2 separate regions of the Homo sapiens genome follow, and region 2 is linked to region 1. The links are chromatin contacts, found by Hi-C or POLR2A ChIA-PET in ENCODE. All regions are on one chromosome and are shown on one strand. The core of a region is the stretch at or near the end of the contact, and the rest is flanking DNA. Distances in the headings are between cores, read along the strand shown.

Region 1 (6,709 bases), core at 3,242-5,741:
CAGGGTTTCACCATATTGGGCAGGCTGGTCTCGAACTCCTGACCTTGTGATCCACCCACCTCGACCTCCCAAAGTGCTGGGATTACAGGCGCGGGCCACCGCGCCCAGCCGAGGAACTGATTTAACATGAGAATGCAGTTTCTTTATTTCTTCATGCACTCTTCAACCAATTAACAATTCCCACACGTTGGCCACCCCACCCCAAACCCCATAAAACCTCTAGCCCCAAATGCTGCCCCACGATGATGAAACTCTTTCTCTGCTGCCCCCTCGGTGTTGGTGTGTCAACTTGCTGCACCTTGGGCAACACACCAGTTAGGGTCACAGGACCAGCTTTCAGAGGGGCCAGGGAAGGCTCCAAACCCTAAACTGAAATCCTGCCTCCAAGTTACAAAGCCCCTAACCATACCCTCTCCCTTTCCTCTGGCAGGTAGGGACCCACTGAGGACCCTCACCTGGGGAGAGGGAAGGAGTCAAAGGAAGTGCAGGGAGGGACCACCAGGTAGCAGAAGGGAAGAGGGAGGGAGGGAAGGGGAGGGGAGGGGAAGGGAGGGACAGCAAGAAGAGTTCAGCTCTCTATGTGTGTCCCTTGAGGGGAGAGTCTGGGATCTGTGCCACCTCTGATATACTCACTCAGTCACTCACTCATTCATTCAATACACTTTTATTGAGTCGCAGGCACTGTGCTGGGTGCTGGGGGGACACAAGCCCTGTACCCAGGAAGAGTCTAGTTTTCTTCATGGAGACATACAAAATGAATCATTTGGTAAGGGCTATGAAGAAAATCAGACAGAGGAAAGGGTTGGGGTTGTTGCTACTCTACACAGAGCCATGAGGTGGGGCTCTCTGAGGAGGGTCCCCTTGAGCTGATTAAGACCTGAATGAGAAGAAGCCAGTTAGTTATCTGTCGATCGGAGGGGACGGCAGCTGGAGTGGGTTAAGGGGTGAATCTGGGGAGAGCTAGAGAAGATGGTGGGATGAGGGAGGGGCTGCCTGACCTCCATAAGTTCGCATTTTAGTCTCAGGTTGTTGGAGCCCTAGAGACAATCTGGTCCAACCTCCTTCCCTCCTTTTTTTAAAAAAAGATGGGACCTCGTTATGCTGCCCTCACTATGTGGCATGATCATAGCTCACTGCAGCCTCCAGTTCCTGGGCTCAAACGATCCTCCTGCCTCAGCCTTCCGAGTACCTGGGACTACAGGCGCACACCGCCATGCCCAGCTAATTTTTTATTTTAATTTTAATTTTTTTTTTTGACAGAGTCTTACTCTGTTGCCCAGGCTGGAGTGCAGTGGTGCGATCTCAGCTCACTATAACCTCTGCCTCTCGGGTTCAAGCTATTCTCCTGCCTCAGCTTCCTGAGTAACTGAGATTACAGGCATGCACCACCACGCCTGGCTAATTTTTACTAATATACTAATATTAATAATATTAATAACAATACTAAATATACTAATTTTTGTATATTTAGTAGAGACGGGGTTTCACCATGTTAGCCAGGCTGGTCTCAAACTCCTGACCTCAGGTGATCCGCCGGCCTCGGCCTCCCAGAGTGCTGGGATTACAGGCATGAGCCACCCTGCCTGGCCTAAATCATTTATAGACATGGGGTCTCACTATTTTGCCCAGGCTGGTCTCAAACTCCTGGTCTAAAGCTATCCTCCCACCTCAGCCTCCCAAAGTGTTAGGATCACAAGCATGAGCCACCGTGACTGGTGCAAGCCCCCATTTTATAGACGGGGAAACCTTCCTCAGAGAAAGGAGGAAGCTGTCAGGGTCACCAGTAGTTGGTATTGAGCCTGGCCTCCTGCAGGACTCCCAGGCCAGGATGCCAACTCTCGCTGCCTCTTCTTTATCTGTCATATGCACCTCTGGTTCCATCTGACCAGACTGTCAGTTCCCTGGGCCCCTGCTCTGCACCCCAAGGCCATTTTCCTGTCTGTCATCCTGGTCTCCCCTGCTGTCTGACTCTGTCTTTGGGCCACTCATCTCTCTGCTGCTGCTGTTCTAATGATAGATGAGGTTTCAAGGCTCTACCAAACAAGCCTGTCCATCAGGAGCGAGGGGAGATCTCAGCTACTTCCCAAGGCCCCCCACCAGCCCCACAAACCCAGAGCCTTGGGGAAGGATGCTAGCATCTCTTCAGGTCCTGCTCCCAGCTGCCCTTCCACTGGTCACAACAACTCCGCCATCAATCAGGTCAGGCTGCCCCTCCTTAGCAACTCTCCCCCAGAACGTCCTTCTCCTACATCTGGCCTCCCCAGACACCCGCTTCCTCCTCATAGGTCCTCCTGCCTGTGAAATCCCACCTGGCCTGTGAAAAGGGCACCGGACTGGGAGTCAACAGCTGCCGCCTCTGGCTTCTTACAGATTCCTTAAGTCTAACCTCTATCCCTCCTGCTGCAGAAAAAGTGCATTTCTCCTGGCTCAATCTCTGTCAAAGCCAAGAAGACAGGATAGCCTCTACTTAGAGAAGTGATTCAAGTCTCTGCCTGCCCCACTCTTCCTGGTCTCCTCAACCGTCTACTACCCCAACCCTACTCTGAAGGGGCCGCCCTCAGCCAGGCCCGGGTCTGGCCACTATCTCCCAGCCCATCCTTGTTACCTCCCAATTCCCCCTTCCCCAGCCCTCTCCGTGGTTCACACAATCCAGCCAAAGGTTCAGATCCTCCCCTCATAAACTCTGTTACACCCAGAGTTCAGAAGATCACACCAGGTTGAGGATTCAAAGGAGCCCAGAAATTATTCATAACATATCCAACTCTCTCCTGTTTACCTTGATTTTTTTAAAGTATCAGTTACCCATAAAGACCCTAACAAATATGAAAAGGAAAGGCAATTATAAAAGATCCTTCATTATTCCACGCACAAGAGTCAAAGATTTTGCCAACAGCCTCACTTTATAAATGCAAAAATAGGTCCAGAGAGAGAAAGTAACTTGTCTAAAGTCACACAGCAAGTGAGATGGCGGGACTAGAAGCCACGTCTCTGGCCACCCTCTGTGTGGTCTCCCTGAAAATTGGTGGTTCTCACCAGCAGCTTCTCGGTTCGTCAGCTCCACTGCCCTCTGCCCATACTTCCCACTGTCAGCCTCCTTCCCCTCCCACCCCCAACATACTCTTCTTCTCAATAGGGACCCAGGTCTGTCTCAGCTACATGCTGGGACCATTAAAGTCAAGAACATTGCCACTGACACTGTGCCTGGTGCCAGCACACTCCTGAGACACAGCAGGTCAACCACAGCACTCACCTCAACAGCGCCTCCCTCACCCCACCTGAGGGGCACCCATGCCAATGATGCACAGGTATCTATCTTCTTAATCATCTCTGCTGAGGGGCCAGGCTGCAAATTACCCATCTCCCCAACCCCAGAGAAAGTCTAGGTGCTTAGGGGAGAACAGAGACTATGAAAATTATACCATGAGGGATTCCAGGTAGATCTCAGAAAGGACTTCCAGGTGGGAGAGATGAGTTTGGAGAACTGGTAGGGGGGAAGAGGAGTGTGCAGAATGGGACGCCTCCCTCCACCCCCTACCCCAGTGCCCCATCTAGAGCCAGAGTAGCTGAAAGCCAAAGGCTGCCAGGGCAAATGGGAGCAGGTGTGAGGAGGGGGACTCTTGAGGCTGGGGGTGCAGAAGCAGCAAGTTGCTTCTTCCTGGGCCCACTGCCTCTCTACTGACACCAAATAGGCAAGGGAAGGTGACCGAATGGCTGCTGCCTTCCCAGGCAGAGACGCTGTGTCCCCACCATCCCCCTGGCTGCTCCCACCTATCCCTAGCCTGGATCAGCTTTGGGGTCGGGGGTGTGGCAGAGAAGAGGAAAAGAAGGCATGGCTGGGGCAGGGGCCTCCCCAGGCTCCCATCTCATCAGAATTCAGCCTTGCCTGGGGTGATCAGGGGTCCTGATGACTCTCCCGCTGTCCCCTTTCAGAGCCCATGGCCACATAGAGCCCCCTCTCCTAAGGTCCCTCCAGTATCCTTCCAGGAGAGAAGGAGAGGTCCGGGCATCGGTGTCTCCACCGTCACTCACACACCCTATGTGTTTGGGAAAGTGGGGTCCCTATCCACCTGCCCACAGCCCACAGCTCTCCTGGCCTCCTGCGGACAATGCCCCCCTCGCGGACATCGCCAGGCCGTCCACACCTGCCCATGCCCACACCTGACTGCCCGTCCCTCCCCGCCCCCGGCCCACCCGGGCCGGCTCCCGCCAGTCCTACCTGCTCCGGGCTGGGGGCTCAGCGCCCGGGCAGCCTCCCTGAGCACCAGCACCAGGAGCCAGAGCTCGCCTCGCATGGTGGGTGCCCGGACCTGCCCCCGGCCTGCTTGCTGCCCCGGTCCTGACGAGGGAGGGGGCCCTGGCTCAGGCTGCGGCCGCGCGGTCCCCGGGGCTGGCGGAGGGGCGGGCGGCGAGGAGACGGCGGAGCGCGGGGCCGGGCGAGCCGGCAGGAGCGGCGAGAGCGCGAGCGGAGCTGGAGGCTGCGGCCTCCGGGAGCAGGCGGGGAGCTGGGGGGGCCGCTGGGTCGGTGGGGGTGGGGGGGAGCTGGGGCAGGGGGCGGGGCGGGGGGCGCGGCGTCGTTGGGGGCTCTCCCGGCGCCTGCCCTCAGCCCTAACGGAGCGCTCCCCTAGAGCTCTGCAGCCGCTCCCAAGGCAAGGGGTGCAGAGTAGGGGACAGGGCGGGAGCCCCTCGGGCTGAGAGAACCCCTAGAAGCATCAGCCGCCCCGCGCTCCTCACTGAGCTCCTGGCTCCCTTTCCCTCCTCCGTTCCGCCGGGAAAGCTGCAGAGAGAAGGCCCGAGGACTGGACCCCTGGAAGGGACAGGCGCCCCATCCCTGGGTCACGGGCCCCTGACTGTTCCCCGCCCCCAGCTCCTCCAAGCTCTGCGACTTCCTGAGCTGTTCTTCGGAATTCTGTGCGTCTCTGATGCTTTGTCCTCCAGCCCCCACCCCCAGAAATCTCCCCCTGCAGCAAAGACCCCCAGCTTTTCTCCCCAAGAGGGGCCTGAATCCCACCCCCCTTCCATGACTCCACCTTATCCCTCCACCCCCCATTTCCAGCACCGATTTGCCCCCCAAGCCTAGCAGACGTGAGGGTGGAGGGGGCCTGGCTACCCCTTACTCTGCAACAGTCTGGACCCCTCCCCACGAGTAGGTAACCCAGGCCTCCTGCCTCTCTGGGGCCTCCAGGCCTACTCAGGGCCAGACCCAATCAATCTTCAGAGCCAGCCCCAGACGAGGAAATGGCTCACCCCACCTGTCACCACCTTCTGACAGGCTCTGGGGATAGATAATCTTTTTATTTTTTCTTCCAGGACAGAATAAAAATACCCGCAATGTAGGATATTTAATAGACGGCAAGGAATCAGGTCAGGACACGAAGATGCCTCTTCCCTCCCCTGACCTACTTCGTTCTTGTGACGGCAAGGAGCTGGGGCGCTGGAGAGTGGGAGACGGGGTGAGGGGGCATCCTGGCTTCTAGTGGGCTGGGGCCTAGGGACTAGAAAACCGCGGAGAGGAAGGGTGCGAACGCTGAGCGCCATTGGAGAAATTTTCCAGGAGGAGGGATATGGGCGGGGACAGGAGAAGGTACACTGTGGGCTGGAAGAGACGGATTCCGTGGCACTGAGGTTAAAAAAAAAAAAAAGAAAAGAAAAGAAAAAAAAACACCTAAGAAAGGAAACAACTAAAGGCTCTCTAATCTCTTAGAACGCCGGTTCCTCCTTCCGCCGGGCCCAGAGTCCCAGAGACTACCTCCTCCAGCCCTAAACCCAATGTCCCCTTACCGTGGAACAAGGCAAGGCCGGTCTGTAAATTCTTCTTGATGTCTAATTTAAATCCCAACTTGGCGGACTCTCAAACAGAATCAGATAGGCAGCTACCTCCAGCTGCAGCTACTTGCTGCCCTCAAGTGGCCACGTGACGAGCCACAACCCTCTTGTCCTGCGGGTTTCCTCTTTCCCCAGCCTGCCCACCCCCTGTCTCCGACCTCCTGCCTTCCTCGAGGTCAAGGTGAGAAGTCTCGGGACGGATTCCAGCTCCAGCCCCGGCGTCTTTGCACATTCCTCCATCTGGGGTACCTCGTGGTCTGTCTTACAAGAAGAGCTCAGGCTGAAACATAAACTTGTAAATAGTAGAAGCAAATGTGTAAATTTTAACGTAAGCCTCTAGAACTTGAGATCGTAATCACCTGCAGGGTGTGTGTGTGTGTGTGTGTGTGTGTGTGTGTGTGTGTGTGTGTGTATTTTGTTTGTTTTTTGAGACAGGTTCTCGCACGTTGCCTAGGCTGGAGTGCAGTGCTGCGATCATAGCTCACTGCAGCTTCCAACTCCTGGACTCAAGCGATGGGGAGCGTATATGAAAACACAGATTTCTGGACTCCACCCTCAAGTTTCTAATTCATTAGGTCTGGGATGAGGCCCGAGCGTACCCAGGTAATGCTGCTGGTCCCAGGACCACATTTTGAGAGCCACTGCTGTTGAATCCCCAGTTCCTTTCAGTCCCTCACTGCTCCTCGTCTGCCAGTAGGAGTAAAAGCAAACAGCTTAGGAAAAATCGACACCCAGGACAAAAACAGTATCTCGAAAAGGCCAAAGAGGGGGCACCCGGATTTGAACCGGGGACCTCTTGATCTGCAGTCAAATGCTCTACCACTGAGCTATACCCCCTCTGCCGGCAAACCGACCGCACGTAGTCGTTTAGTGGTATTGCTGCGCA
Region 2 (5,980 bases), core at 1,530-4,029, 830 kb after region 1:
AGAGCATTTGGGAGTCCCCTAGCTCTGGGTTGAGGGAAAGACCGAGAGATATATAGTAGAAGCCCGAAACAAAAATAAGACAGATTTCAAATTTATTGAACAGAAAATGCAGATGGGCCTTTAAAAAAAAGGGGGACCCAAGAATAAGACTAACCCAAAACTTTAAAAACTAAATTGTGATATTATTTCACCTTTCTCTGTTCTGCCCTGAAATTTAGGGTTCTTGTAGGAGGAAGTAGTGTGGGTAGGCTTGGCATATTACTACTAATATGGATATTACAATCTCATCAAACCGCTGGGTTTATATCATCCTCCTCTGCCTAAAAGCTGGGTTTGAACATCTTTCACCAACCTCTTTTAAAGCAGTATCAGGACCGGACACCGTAGCTCACGCCTGTAATCCCAGCACTTTGGGAGGCTAATGTGGGCAGATCGCTTGAATCCAGGAGTTCAAGACCAGCCTGGGCAACAGGGCGAAACCCTATCTCTACAAAATATACCAAAAATTAGCCAGGCATGGTGGCATGTGTCTGTGGTCCCAGCTACTCGGGAGGCTGAGGTTAGAGGATCACTTGAGCCTGGGAGGCTGAGGCTGCAGTTAGCCAAGATAGCACCACTGCACTCCAGCTTGGGTGATGGAGCGAGATCCTGTCTCAAAAAATAAAAATAATTTTTAAAAAAGTAGTTCTATGAGTGCAGTACATGTCTGTAATCCCAGCACTTTGCAAGGCCGAGGCAGGAGGATCACCTGAGGTCAGGAGTTCAAGACCAGCCTAATCAACATAGTGAAGCCCTGTCTCTACTAAAAATTAAAAAAAAAAAAATTAAAAATTAGCTGGACATGGTGGCTCGCACCTGTAGTCCCAGCTACTCAGGAGAAGGAGGCAGGAGAATCGCTTGAACCCCAGAGGGGGAGGTTGCAGTGAGCCAAGATCACGACACTGTACTCCCTAGCCTGGCCAACAGAACGAGATTCCGTTTAAAAAAAAAAAAAAGTTTTATGAGTGGAAGAATTTCTCTAAGGATTTTGGTCCGTGGAGTCAGACTCTCCCCCAGTGTCTTAGTCACCCCCTGCCCAGCCTGGTTCCCTCATCCACCAAGAATTCATGACCAACTGCCAGAAGCTTTGTGTTATGCCGCCAGCCTCCCTGATCCTGAGCACCTTCCAAAGCCTCACTCTATTGCTCATGGATATACTGGGTTGTTATCTGCTGACTTGGTTGTTTTCTCCTTGTGATGTAAACTTAATAGAGAGATGAGCTAACACCCTAACTATCTAGAAGAGTAACTCCTTTGATTGTTAAGGATGAACATAACTCATCTGTTTTCTTCCTTACCATTCTCGCCCACCTTCAGTTGCAGATATGGTGTTATGAAGAGGTTCTAATGAGTTTATTCCAATGATGATTCAAAAGTCCTGTTATCCACCCCCCAGCCCTGGAGGGTGAGAGGACAGTTGAGGAGGAACTGGTCAAGGCATGTTCCCTAAAACTAGAGCACATATCTTTCCAGTTAGCGAGTGGCTGTTTAACGCAAGGAACATCCTGCAATCCTATGAAAGAGGATGCAAAAGATATGCAGGATACCCTTTATATATGCAAAGGAGGAGGTCAAAACATATTTCCTGCCTTCTAGGTCCTTACAACAGGGCTAGATTGTCTTGTAGGGTCCGTGAAAGGTCTAAAACTCAGGACTTCCACTTATGGGAGAGAGAAAAGTTTCAAGGTAGGGAGAGAGTTTTTGTTGTGTGTTCTAAGAAATTGGGAGCTATATCCTTCACCTTGTTTCACCTTCCCTGCAGAACCAGTGGGGCAGTCCTTTGAAAAATAAGTGGGTAGGGTTTCTTGTCCAATTTGCTTCCCCTTAGGTACACCACTAAGTAAACCATCATTCTCTCCTTAGGCACACCATTATTCTGTTCCCCATTTCACAATGTCTGTCTGGATGTATAAAAGCCCTCTCAATGGGCTCCCTAAAGCGTCTGCCAGTAGGGGCTCCCACCCTCTTTCCTCAACACTCCCAATCCACCGCAGCCCAGAGCACAGTGTCTGCTTATCTAACCATCTGACTCCCCCGTATACTACATTCTTGAGCTGTTTTTCACCCCCCTATTTGCTAACCGTGGGCCGTACATAGGGTGGACCCCTATATTTTGTTAAACTGGAGTGATTCTACGCAAATGCACGCTCCTACCTATCGGCACTCCCAGCCTGCAGAAATTGTATGCCTTATGTTCAGCACTAAACTCAAATCTAACCAAGGAAGTCCGGATCCCATAGGGTTCTTCCTACTCTCCAGTTCGGTTTATTTTAAGGCCAACAGCCCTAGCTTCACGTCCCTCCTTCACAGCCTTCTTTCCTTCCCTCCTGCCGGATGCGCCCGGCAGCCGTTGAGCACAAGCCCAGCGGATCTGGAAGGAGACCCCGCCGCGACCGGGGAAAATTGAGCGAACTTGGGCGCAAAACCCGCCCGGCAACTCGTGACGTCATCTCGTCCCGCGCTCGGATAGGCTGTACCCACTCCACGCTGGTTGAGGCGCTCTTAAAGTCCTTTGTAACCCAGATTGGAGCCTGAGGGGACCTCTCGTGGACGCCCACAGAAATGCACTCGAGAGGAACATAAAAGCATCACACTTAAGCGCTCGAAAGAAAGCCCCACGAACCCATAAAGGCTCCTCCCCGCTCCTTCCTCGAAGCTCCTCCTTCATCCTGCACCTCGGCTGTGGATTTATTTCCCCTTTGTTGACTCGGCCATCGGCCTGCCGGGCCTGGCGTTTCCCAGAAGGCCCAGCGCCGGGAAGGGGTTTGCAGCTGCTCCGTCATCGTGCGGCCCGACGCTATCTCGCGCTCGTGTGCAGGCCCGGCTCGGCTCCTGGTCCCCGGTGCGAGGGTTAACGCGAGGCCCCGGCCTCGGTCCCCGGACTAGGCCGTGACCCCGGGTGCCATGAAGCAGGAGGGCTCGGCGCGGCGCCGCGGCGCGGACAAGGCGAAACCGCCGCCCGGCGGAGGAGAACAAGAACCCCCACCGCCGCCGGCCCCCCAGGATGTGGAGATGAAAGAGGAGGCAGCGACGGGTGGCGGGTCGACGGGGGAGGCAGACGGCAAGACGGCGGCGGCAGCGGCTGAGCACTCCCAGCGAGAGCTGGACACAGTCACCTTGGAGGGTACGGCAGCCCAGGCCGGGAACGTGCCGCGATCGCGGGTGACAGCGACCCCTGTGATTTGGCTTCTTGCTGGGAAGCCACAGCAGCCTCCACCACCCTCAGTTCTTTGGGATCACCCCCAGATACCTGCTCCCACTGCCCCGACACTCCCGACTCCAGGCCCAATGACTGAACCTTCTCTCCAGGCTGGGAACCACTCCCCTCCCATCCCCTCCATCCCCATATCTGGGGTTGCATCTATATCTAGGTCCCAGTGGGCCTGGGGACTCCCTCTTTTAAGTCCTCCCCTCTGACCTATTCCGTTTATATCCCACCCGACTGATTTTAGCGCCTCCAATATATGACTGATTGTTCCCGCTGGAAACCAGTGTTTGTGTCTGTGTGTAAACAGGGCCAGGATGACCTAGAATATTGACTCCTGAGTTTTAAAACTGTACAGCAGATTTTTGTTGTCCTAGCTGCCTTTAGCACACTCCCCCGAATGAACCATTTCGACCTAGTATCTTGTTTCCTACTTCTCTAACTGAAGTGTCCCAACAGTCCCCTTGCTGTCTCCTCCCTTCAGGTCCTTACTGCCCCTCTGTTTCTAAAGGGTTTAAGTACATACACACTTAAAACTTTTCGGGTGTCATCTTTGTTTGGTTTTGTAATACTCAACCTTTGGCCTAAACTCCTATATACCGGTGTCTCCTATTTCTTTTCTCCGAGGTTCCTGTTTCGAGTGTCTGTAGTCCTCTTGTTCCTCCAAGTTCATGTTTTACTTTTCCCACTTACAGCGTCCTGTTTCCATTTGAAGTGGGCAAAGTGAGAGCTTCCCACTGTGATCCTGGTGCCATTTTCCTGGTTCTGGATCAAGTGGGACCAGACTACTTACTAGGTTTTCTTTTCACTAAAATGCGTGAGAAACTAGCTCAAAAACATTGAGATAAGCAAAGTTATCCTCCTAGGTGGTGCTTTTGAGGATGTGATGGTGTTGACTACATCAGCTCTTACTGTAAAGTTGAGCAACAGGATCGATATTTAATAGAGATCCTTTTACCTAAAGTAGTGGCAGCAATGTCAAAGGTGCCACTCAGCATTGCCTACTGGGTGTGTTTATTACAGGCACTTCATTTTCTTCTTGTAAAGTAATTCATATTCATTGCAGAAATTGTGGAATGTATGAGAAGTTAAAAGCAGGGGATAAAAAACATGGTTAACATTTTTTCTTGTGAATTTTTGAGCTGTTCTCCTATAATTGAGAGCAAGTTATGTATACAGTTTGTATCAAGGCATAACTAAATATAAATTTTGAATTTTATGTGTTTTCATTAACATTCGTAAACATAATCAGCATTCAATTTATTCCAGAAACATTTATTGAATACCCAATATAATGGTTAAGAGTACAAGTTCTGGAATTAGTTCCCTCATCTGTATAAATACAAGTAATAGTACAGTACTTTATTGGGTTGTTGTGAACATTAAAATGCTTAAAACTGTGCCTAGCACATAAATATCAGCTGTTATTATTTATATCATTAGTGTGGCCCAGATACCCTGTGCTAATCGGTGAATATACAGAAGTGCCTAAGAAACTACTCATTGATTGCATTCCCTTATTGCTTTGCATTTAAACTGTTTCTAGTTTCTTGCTATCATAAATAGCTTTGAAGCAATCATCTTTGTGCCCAACTTAAAAAATCTACTTTTCTAATTATTTCTTCAGTACAGATTCCCACCAAAACCTATATGCCTGAGTTTAAAAGGCTGAACATTTTAAAGGTTTTTGATAGTTATTGTCCAGAAAAACTGTGCTGATTTACATTATACCAGGAGAAATGTAGTTTTCACTGTACTCTATAATTTTTTTTTTTTTTTGAGACGGAGTCTCGCTCTGTTGCCCAGGCTGGAGTGCAATGGCGCGATCTCGGCTCACTGCAACCTCTGCCTCCCAAGTTCAAGCGATTCTCCTGCCTCAGCTTCCCGAGTAGCTGGGATTACGGTCACCCACCACCACGCCCGGCTAATTTTTTTATTTTTAGTAGAGACTGGGTTTCACCATGTTGGCCAGGCTGGTCTCCAACTGCTACCCTTAATGATCCGCCCTCCTCAGCCTCCCAAAGTACTGGGATTACAGGCGTGAGCCACTGTGCCCCACCTATAATTTTTTTAATGTTACAAATTTGGTAGTTTAAAAATGTTTCCATTTGCAATTACTCAAATACTAATGGAATATAATTTTTGTCTGTTAGCTATTTTTCCTCTTTGTATGTTAGTTCGTCTCCATTTTTGTTTTGAAATTGTGGCAATATAATCATTATACCATTATATCTCTTAACCATTTATACAAGCTCTTTATAGAATAAAAATATGAATCTTTGATCACATTTGTTGAAAATATTTTTCTTTTGTATACACAGTTATCTAAAAGGGTTTTTTTAAATGAAGTCAAGCCCATTAATCTTTTGTGCGTATGTGATTTCTCCCATTGTTCACATTTAGAAAGTCTTTTCCATTAAGATCTGATAAATCTGGACTCCAGGTTTCTGTAGTTAATTGGTTTTTCTTTTCTTCCTCTGTCATCCTCTACCCCATCCTGCACCCCCACTGTATGTTTTTCTTGCCACTTGGTTATGTCTTAAAATCAGTGTGTGGAATCTGTAAATATTATGGACCCCATTAGGGCAGAAAAGGTGAGTGGTCGCATTTTGCCCCTCTGTGAGAGGCTCCTTAGAACTCCTTGCCTGGCCGGCACGGTGGCTCACGCCTATAATCCCAGCACTTTGGGAGGCCAAGGCGGGCAGATCACGAGGTCAGGAGATCGAGACCATCCTG

Evidence for each region. A loop is a pair of places that touch in the nucleus more often than their neighbours do. ChIA-PET counts read pairs that join two places held with the same protein, here RNA polymerase II (POLR2A). Pooled maps may share reads with other maps.
Region 2: a pooled map shows a loop between it and region 1 (5-fold over the local background). The contact joins the promoter of PSMD3 here to the promoter of PLXDC1 in region 1. A Hi-C loop is called at or near these places in 2 of 50 pooled maps. POLR2A ChIA-PET finds 5 or more read pairs at or near these places in 2 of 52 experiments (RWPE1 and activated B cell).

What each region holds. Positions count from the first base shown.
Region 1 is chr17:39,147,146-39,153,854 of GRCh38, forward strand. It overlaps PLXDC1 (plexin domain containing 1), which reads right to left and starts at 4,492. Exons shown (of 14, transcript NM_020405.5): 1 at 4,217-4,492. The coding sequence starts at 4,292. It overlaps TRC-GCA2-3 (tRNA-Cys (anticodon GCA) 2-3), which reads right to left and starts at 6,660; the gene lies at 6,589-6,660. RefSeq lists enhancers at 5,996-6,145, 6,518-6,709.
Region 2 is chr17:39,978,028-39,984,007 of GRCh38, forward strand. PSMD3 (proteasome 26S subunit, non-ATPase 3) reads left to right here and starts at 2,780. Exons shown (of 12, transcript NM_002809.4): 1 at 2,780-3,163. The coding sequence starts at 2,944. RefSeq lists enhancers at 590-1,789, 2,211-2,390, 2,611-2,890, 2,691-3,668 and a silencer at 3,071-3,120.